Linked DNA regions of Homo sapiens: region 1 is linked to region 2. Evidence: chromatin contacts called from ENCODE Hi-C or POLR2A ChIA-PET data. All regions are on one chromosome and are shown on one strand. Each heading gives the region's core, a stretch centred on a gene start or an enhancer-like site at or near the end of the contact. The rest is flanking DNA. Distances are from core to core; before and after follow the strand shown.

Evidence for each region. Hi-C counts contacts between places; a loop is a spot of excess contacts on that map. ChIA-PET counts read pairs that join two places held with the same protein, here RNA polymerase II (POLR2A). Pooled maps may share reads with other maps.
Region 1: a loop to region 2 is called in a pooled map, with 13 times the contacts of the local background. The contact joins the promoter of FBH1 here to the promoter of LARP4B in region 2. A Hi-C loop is called at or near these places in 8 of 50 pooled maps. POLR2A ChIA-PET finds 5 or more read pairs at or near these places in 2 of 52 experiments (IMR-90 and MCF 10A).

The regions. Positions count from the first base shown.
Region 1 is chr10:5,888,247-5,892,393 of GRCh38, reverse strand. It overlaps FBH1 (F-box DNA helicase 1), which reads right to left and starts at 2,151. Exons shown (of 21, transcript NM_178150.3): 1 at 2,048-2,151. The coding sequence starts at 2,048. It overlaps ANKRD16 (ankyrin repeat domain 16), which reads left to right and starts at 2,501. Exons shown (of 8, transcript NM_019046.3): 1 at 2,501-3,353. The coding sequence starts at 3,040. RefSeq lists silencers at 1,719-1,768, 1,959-2,678, 2,819-2,928, 2,939-3,218.
Region 2 is chr10:930,210-934,454 of GRCh38, reverse strand. It overlaps LARP4B (La ribonucleoprotein 4B), which reads left to right and starts at 2,750. Exons shown (of 18, transcript NM_015155.3): 1 at 2,750-3,027. LOC124902363 (keratinocyte proline-rich protein-like) reads right to left here and starts at 2,464. Exons shown (of 2, transcript XM_047426111.1): 1 at 1,340-2,464. The coding sequence starts at 2,328. The coding sequence ends at 1,624. It overlaps LARP4B-DT (LARP4B divergent transcript), which reads right to left and starts at 1,429. Exons shown (of 3, transcript NR_120629.1): 1 at 1,340-1,429. RefSeq lists silencers at 2,170-2,259, 2,340-3,049, 3,120-3,229, 3,260-3,339, 3,430-3,559.

The DNA of each region.
Region 1 (4,147 bases), core at 902-3,401, 5.0 Mb before region 2:
AATTAGAATTCTAAATCTAATACCAATAGTGGTGTCTACACACACTCACAAATCACGAAACCTGTCAAATGATCAGTGTACCAATGGGCATGCTCAACAGCATACCCATGAAAAACAGGAGGAAAAGGAAGGGCAGCCAAGGAGCAAGTCGGTGCCAATGACGACTACATGTGACGTGACTGTAAAGGCCAGACCACAACCTCCAAAAGTCTGCACGAAAGAAATGAGCAGCCCAACCGGAAAACAGCAAGACCCAGGAAACAGCTCCATCCATTAGCTTACTGTTCAGATCCCGCCCCTCTAGACCAAGCTTTTGCCCAGAAAATCACAGGAGCTGCGGGACAGATTCACATACATTATCATTTAGTTATCCAAAGGGGGATACAGAGCAAAGAAGGTTCATAGAGAAGACACAAGAGGCAGAATCGAATGTGCAACACCAATGAAGTAACCAATTATCCTGGGTTCAAATATTCCAACCTGGCTAGGCACGGTGGCTCACGCCTGTAATCCCAGCATTTGGGAGGCCGAGCTGGGTGAATTACTTGAGGCCAGGAGTTTAAAGACCAGCCTGGCCAACATGGTGAAACCCCGTCTCTACTAAAAATACAAAAAAATTAGCCGAGCATGGTGGCACACGCCTGTAATCCCAGCTACTCGGGAGGCTGAGGCAGGAGAATTGCTTGAACCCGGGAGGGGGAGGTTGCAGTGAGCCGAGATCGTGCCACTGCACTCCACCCGGAGCAACAGAGCGAGACTCTGTCTCAAAATATATATATATATTCCAACCTACTGTGAACCCGTGTGTCCCAATTATGTTTAAAAAACAGGGAAACTAGAGACATAATGCAAGAGAAGATAGTCATCTGAAACTGGGAGAGGGGCAGGGGTAAAAGCAAAAAGCATGAAGCTACCAGATGCCTCAACTTCCAATTTGCACTAACTTCAACGGCAGCAGAACACTGCTTGGCACGCCCTACACTTTTGTGCATTTCAAACAACTTTTATGCCTTCCTTTTTTTCTTTTGCTGGAGTGACAAGGCACGACAGAACAATAACCTGAGCAAAGCTGGTACTTGGACTAGTTCTGTCTCCAGAGGCTATCCACATCACTGTTACCTTAACCAAACTCAATCTGCTCATGAGTAAAACGGACTTATCTTCATGGGCCCATTCCAGAAGTCTTTTCATTTATCTCCGCTCATTTTACCACAGCGGCAGACGCTGGCGGACACTCAACACATGCTACCATCCTGCCTTCCAGAAGACTTTATTACCTGTAATTCTGTAAGAAAGTCACTGACTTGGTTAGGCCTCCACTTCCCCACCTGTAAAACCCTACTGATGCCTCATAGGGTTGTCTTCGGACCACAGACTGCAATAAAAAATGTAAACGGCACTCGTTTTTAGGCCTGGCAAATAGGAGCTACTCCCATTCTACTCCCTAAAGGAATCGAAAACATGGAGAGGTTAAGTGACTGGCACCTAATCAGATCGGGTAAGGAACCCAACACCTACTGATCTCTTCCATCACCCACAGCCTGCCCAGCTCTCGCCGTGCCCTCCACCAGCGCCAGGCCTCCCACATCGCCTTAGGCTTCCCATGCTCAGAGGAGGGGCAGAGAAGCTACCGATGACACAGGGGCAGAGGGCAGCGAAAAATGACTTGCCCAAGGTCAAAACGTCAGAGTAGACGGGAAAGCCTGGCCTCCTAGCAGCCGAGGCCACGTCCCCGCGCTTGCCCCTTCAGCCCCGAGGACCCACACGCTGCGCCTTCCTGGCCTCGGGGGGCAGCGCGGGGGCCGCTCCCGACCGAGTTCAGTGAGCGCCCTGGCCTCCCCCGCGCACCCCCGCCGCGCCCTCCACCTGCCCACGGCCCGGACGGCCGAGCCCCCACGCCCGCGCTTGCCCGAGCCCAGCCTCGCGCCCCCGGGGCCCCCGCTGCCCCACCCCGGGCCCGGACCCCCCGCGCAGGACCCCGGAGGTTAAGTTTTCCACACGGCGGAGCCCCTCCCACACTCCCTGCCACGTCTGCGGCCTCACGCACTGTGGCGCTCCGGACCCGGACCCCGCTGCCGCCGCCGCCGGGCCCGCGCCGCCGGCCGCTCAGCCCAGCGTCCCCCGGCAGCGAGCTCCTCCTCTGGCCGGGACCTGGAGCCCGAGACGCCCGCCGACTTCCTCCGCGAGCTCCGCCCCGCCGCAGCCCCGGGAAGCGCCCGCCGCCGGAGCCGGACTGACGGCCCCCGCGACCAATCGGGACGCGAGACCGGAGGGGGCGTGCTGACGGACGGCCACTAACGCCAATCGAAATGCGCAATCGGTGGGGGCGCGGCCACAGCTACCGGGCCACGCCCCATCCGCGCTTCCGCTCGGGCCGGGGCGGAGCGGGAAACTTTCCCAGAGTTCCTTCGAGCTCCCCGAGTCCCCGCGGAGCAGCGGCGGTCGAGGGGCGGGGACGGGGGCGGAGCCCAGGAACGCCGGCCCCCAGGGGCTGGAGGCTGGGGCGGCCCTGAGGACGCGTGCGGGGCAGGTCACGCTTGGGCCTGGCTGCCTCAGGAGCCACCCTGCACGGCGCCGGGCGAGGCTGTGCGCGCCCTCCCGGACCCTCCACTTTGGGGCTTTGCGGTGTAGCGGCGCGCCCCACTCCCTTACGTGTTCAGTCCCGAATCACGTACGGGCCGCTGCAGCTCCAGGACGGCGGACGCCAGCGCTCTCGGATCCCCAGGCCCCTCCGTGCTCATCCCGGACCGCTCCGTCCCTGAGGAAAAACCGCCCCGTGCCCGGAACCGCGGCTTCTCCCACGCGGGGCAGGCCGGGGCTGTGAGGGGGCAGCCCGCCTGCGGACTAGGCCGGGGGTTTGAGGAGGCGGCTCTGCCGGGGACAAAGCCGGGGGCGTGAGGGGCGGTTCTGCCGGGTTCGGGGCGCGCGGGGCAGGTTGCGTGAAGAGGCGGAAAGTCCCACTCGCCCTCGGCTTCTCCCTGCCCGGCCGCCGGTGTCCCGCCCGCCGCCTCCCCGCGCAGCCCGGCCCGACCCGCGGCGATGGCCCAGCCCGGGGACCCGCGGCGCCTCTGCAGGCTGGTGCAGGAGGGCCGGCTGCGCGCCCTGAAGGAGGAGCTGCAGGCGGCCGGGGGCTGCCCGGGGCCGGCCGGGGATACCCTCCTGCACTGCGCCGCGCGCCACGGGCATCGGGACGTGCTGGCCTATCTGGCCGAGGCCTGGGGCATGGACATCGAGGCCACCAACCGAGACTACAAGCGGCCTCTGCACGAGGCGGCCTCCATGGGCCACCGAGACTGCGTGCGCTACCTGCTGGGCCGGGGGGCAGCGGTCGACTGCCTGAAGAAGGCCGACTGGTAGGTGTGGAGCGGAAAGACACCCCGCCTCCCCTCTACTCGCAGAGTCGTAGCGAGTTCCCTGTGCTTCTCCGTCCCCTTGGACACCGTAGCTGTTCTCAGCTCCTAGTTCTCACCCCAGGCCTGCTCAGCGGCAGGGACCTCCTGCCCAACTTTCCCTTATAACGCAGATGACCTGCAGAGTCCCTCGTTCCTGCCCTTGTGGGTTAACTGGTCGGGGCAGTCACCTCCCTTTCTAGAGCACGGAATAGTGTAGAATATAACCAAAGAGAATGTTACCAAACAATGAAGTGTGTGCACTATACAGATAGCCTCCGGATGCGATGTTCTGGGGACATTTAGCTAAGTTACTTCTGCACCAATGCATTGTTTCAAGTGGCATTGCTCCAATCAATATCCAGAATTCCTGAGTTATACACGCGCTCGTGTGTGTAGAGCACAGTGCAGTTGTATCACATACGTGCAGCCTTGCATAACCACCACAGTCAGAGATACTCTGCTCCACCATCACACAAGCCAATTGCATTTCGTTTGTTAGATTGACACTGATTTTAGTACTCACTAGGTCAGGTTCGTTAGAGGGCGTGAACATCTTTAGGAACATAGGGAAGTACATCTTCCCCACTGGGGCAGGGGAATAGACTTCGTTATGTGTTGAGGGTTGTCTGTGGGTTTTCTTAGCTCTGCTCCAATTCACTGCTATCCTGTGAACTAGCTTATAAGCTGCTTTGTCTCCCAGGCACCCTCTCCTCTAGGTACACGTTCGTTACAATCATTTTCCCCTTATTATTTCT
Region 2 (4,245 bases), core at 1,501-4,000:
GCGGTGGCACAATCACAGCTCACTGCAGCCTCAACCTCAAGCGATCCTCCCACCTCAGCCTCCTGAGTAGCTGGAACCACAGCCATGCACCACATGCCCGGCTACTTTTGTATAATTTTTTAAAGAAATGGGGCTTTGACATATTGCCCAGACTGGTCTTGAACTCTTGGCCTTGGGCGATCTGCCTGCCTTGGCCTCCTAAAGTGCTGGGATTACAGGCATGAGCCACTGAACCCATCCCATTACTTTCTTTTGTAATAGGTAAGACATAGATGTCTGCTGGAATGTAGACATAGACAAAAAAGATTGAAGTTTAACCTACCAGCCGGGAACGGTGGCTCACGCCTGTAATCCCAGCACTTAGGGAGGCTGAGGCAGGCGGATCACGAGGTCAGGAGATCAAGACCATTCTGGCTAACACGGTGAAACCCCATCTCTACTAAAAATACAAAAAATTAGCTGGGCGTGGTGGCATGCGGCTGTAGTCTCAGCTACTCCGGAGGCTGAGGCAGGAGAATCACTTGAACCCGGGAGACTGAGGTTGCAGTGAGCCGAGATTATGCCACGGCACTCCAGCCGGGGTGACAGAGGGAGAGTCAGTCTCAAAAAAAAAAAAAAGTTTAACCTACCAATTTTGGGGCAGAATTCCTAGACTTATACCACATCAATGGCCCTAGCAATGTTATGAACCAAGAGTAAGCTCCTGTAGGTTATCCGTGGAGGTAAAGGAACCAGGCACCTAAGCAAGGACACTATGGCCTACTGGTCAGGGCAGGTTGTCCAGGTAAGCAAGTTTTCTGAAATATGTACATGCTTTTAATATTAAAGGAAATGTGTCTTATGTCGTTAAATGTTCTTTAAAAACATTACTATGAATATAATTATTTAACTTGCAAATTCCCTTAAAGCTAGGATGCAACAAGGTTTCACAAAGAAGGCACCCAACCTTGATGTCAACAGTCTACCCACTATGGGAAGCCGGAGAGGCTTTCTTCCAAAATGCAGAATTGTCAGCATTTGAACGCTGAGTACGAAAAATTATAAGCACAGGCTGGGTACACCGGCTCCCATCTCTAATCCCAGATTTTGGGGGCCCGAGACAGCACTCTGAGCTCAGAGTGCAGACCTGCATAGAGCAAGACCCTGTATCAAAAAACAAAATTAAAAAAGCAGTTGTAAGCACAGGTACACGGTTAACCATGAATATGGTATCCCTGAAAAGCCGTTTTAATGGGGGAACAAACCTAAAATTTGGAATAATTGATAATATGTGTATATGTAGCCAATCAGAGCAGAAACCAGAAAATCAGGCAGCAAGCTTAAGGGAAACGCAACATACTTTGTTTGGTTTCCTTTTCTTCCATAAACTGATCAGGGGTAGGTAGAGTATGCTGCTATAGTTCGGAGTCGTCACCATCCTCACGGAAACGGCAGGAGTGTGAACACCTCCCTGAGCTACCAAGAGCATCTGACTCGTTGCAACGTGGGCCCGAACCCAGCGCCTCTAGGAAACGTGGGGCCGGGGCCTTTTGGTCCCGGGTGTGGGTTGGGGGTTTGGGGAAGGGCCGGGGCCTTGATCCCAGGTGTGGGGTTGGGGATTCCGGGGCTGAGCCGAGGCCTTGGTTAGGGGTGTGGGGCGGGGGTTCGGGGCAGTGCCGGGGCCTTGGTCCCGGGTGTGGGGTTGGGACTTCGGGGCCGGGACCTTCGTCTCAGGTGTGGGGCGGGAGTTCGGGACAGGGCTGGGGCCTGGGTCCCTGGTGGGGCGTTCGGGGCAGTGCCGGGGCCTTGGTCCCGGGTGTGGGGTGGGAGTTTGGGGCAGGGCCGGGGCCTGGGTCCCGGGTGGGGCGTTCGGGGCAGGGCCGGGGCCTTGGTCCCGGGTGTGGGGTGGGAGTTTGGGGCAGGGCCGGGGCCTGGGTCCCCGGTGGGGCCTTCGGGGCAGGGCCGGGGCCTTGGTCCCGGGTGTGGGGTGGGAGTTCTGGGCAGGGCCGGGGCCTTGGTCCCGGGTGTGGGGTGGGAGTTCTGGGCAGGGCCGGGGCCTTGGTCCCGGGGGTGGGGTGAGGGGTTCGGGGCAGGGCCGGGGCCTTGGTCCCGGGTGTGGGGTGGGAGTTCGGGGCAGGGCCGGGGCCTGGGTCCCGGGTGTGGGGTGAGGTGTTCCGGGCAGGGCCGGGACCTTGATCCCAGCTGTGGGGTGGGAGTTCGGGGAAGGGCCAGGGCGTGTCCTGGGTGGCCAGGGTCGGGGCCTGGGTCCTGGGGGTGGGATGAGGGGTTCGGGGCAGGGCCGGGGCCTTGGTCCAGGGTCTGGGGACAGGCTAGGGCCGGGGTCGCCATCCGTCCTGGGCGGCGGGCAGGGGTCTTTAAGGGGCGCACGCGGTGGCGGAGGACCAGGGCCCAGCCCTCCGGAAGTCAGGGCCCACACGGCCCCCCAGCGTCAGGCGCTCCGGTCGCGCCGGGGACGGCGGGCGGGGCGGGCGGGGCGGGCGGGGCGGACGTGCGGCGTGCGCGGGGCGGGGCGATGTGCGCGCACGCGCCAATCGCAAGGCCGCGAGCAGGGTGTACGCGCGGAGAGGCCAAGAAGGCGGCGGGGCGGGCCGAGCGTCGGGTGCGCCCAATCAGCGCGCCGCAACACCATGACGTGAGGCTCTCCCGGGGCTGAGCGCCAGTCCGCGGGACCGGCGGGTGAGTGCGCGAGTTCAGGGCGCGAGGCGCGGGTCCGCGCGGGGGCGGGACTTCCGCAGGGCCCCGGAAGTGGGAGCTGTGTGTTCTCATGCGAACGGGAAGGAGCGTTGGGGATCTGGAGTCCCGGGGTTGAGACATTTTCGGGCCCGAAAGGGGAAGAATCCGCCGCCGCCGCCGCCGCCAGCTCGCGCCCGCCCTCTCCCCTACCTCCGGCCCGGCCCGGCCCGGCCGCGCCGCCTCTCCCTGCCGTCTCTCTCCTCGCCGTCCCCGCGTGTGGCGCGGCCGCCGGGCCCCGGGGTTGAGGCGAGGAGCCCGCGGGCGGCCGGTCGGGCGGGGCGGCGGCGCTGACAGGTGAGGCACCCTGGGCCGCGGCGGGCCGTCCCTCCCGGCCCAGCTCGGACCCGCGCCGCGCCGCCTGTCACTGCGCCGCCATCTTCCCGGAGGACGCGGCCGCGGCGGGCAGGGCCGGGCCTGGGCCGGGGCCGGGGCCGGGGCAGGGGAAGGCCGGGGCCGGGTTGAGGAGGACCGGGGCTAGGGCACGGGAAGGGCCAGGGCTGAGGAGGACCGGGGTCAGGGCCAGGAAAAAGCCGGGGCTGAGGAGGACCGGGGCCGGGGCAGGGGAAAACTGGGGCTGAGGATGGCCGAGGCCGGGGCAGGGGAAGGCCGGGGCCGGGGCTTAGGAGGACCCGTTGAGGCGAGGCGGGAGTCGACGGAGCTGGGTGCCCGGAAGACCGGGCCGGGGTCAGGGTCGGGAGGCCGGGGTTGGGCGAAGGCCGGCGAGGACGGGGGTCGGGCAGGGCCTGGGCGGGGCCGGGGTCGCGGGCCGCGAGCGCCCCCAGGCCGGGCGGGCGCCGGCACCCGCAGTGCGGCGCCAGCCTTGCCACTCGCTCCTCGGTCCCGCCGGAGCCCGGATAGGCGGCCGTGCGGGTGCGGGGCGGGACGGGTCATCAGGGCATCGCATTCCTTTAGAACCAGGAAGTTGGGATCCTGTTGCTCGGTGTGTGTTTGGAACGCTCCTGTTTTCCTGTTGATAGACTTGAGCAGAGGTGGATCTGAAGGAGTTAAAAAAATAAAGTCAGATGTGAAGATTGCCTGTGTTGGTCTTGGGGCTGGGATACATGGGCGGCAGAGAAGCCATCGGAAAGCTGCTGCACCTGCCTCTCAGGGTGCGCTTGGGAACGTGAAGAGTCTTTCCGTTTCAGTGCCGTTGTGCGTCGAAACTTCATGCGAATGTAATTTTGCTTTTCCCCTTATTTTTACGTAAAACGTTCTTAAAACTTGGCTGAGATGAAACTTGAGAAACCTAGCTGTAGAAAACTACCTCCTATCTGGCTTTCGTTTGAGATTCTCTAAGTGGATGCCCAATAACTTGTCTTAATAGTAAATTGGAAGTTTGAAGTTTTGGATAACTGAGAAAACAGGAAGGTTTTCCTTGACAGGGCAGTGGAGTTTGTAAGTATAAACAGTATGCGTGAGGCCTTTTTCTAGAGATGAGAGCAACTCCAAGGTGAACATTGAAGGGGACAGACAAGTTATTTTCCCTTTCGAAAGTTTTTTTCTCTTAGTTTC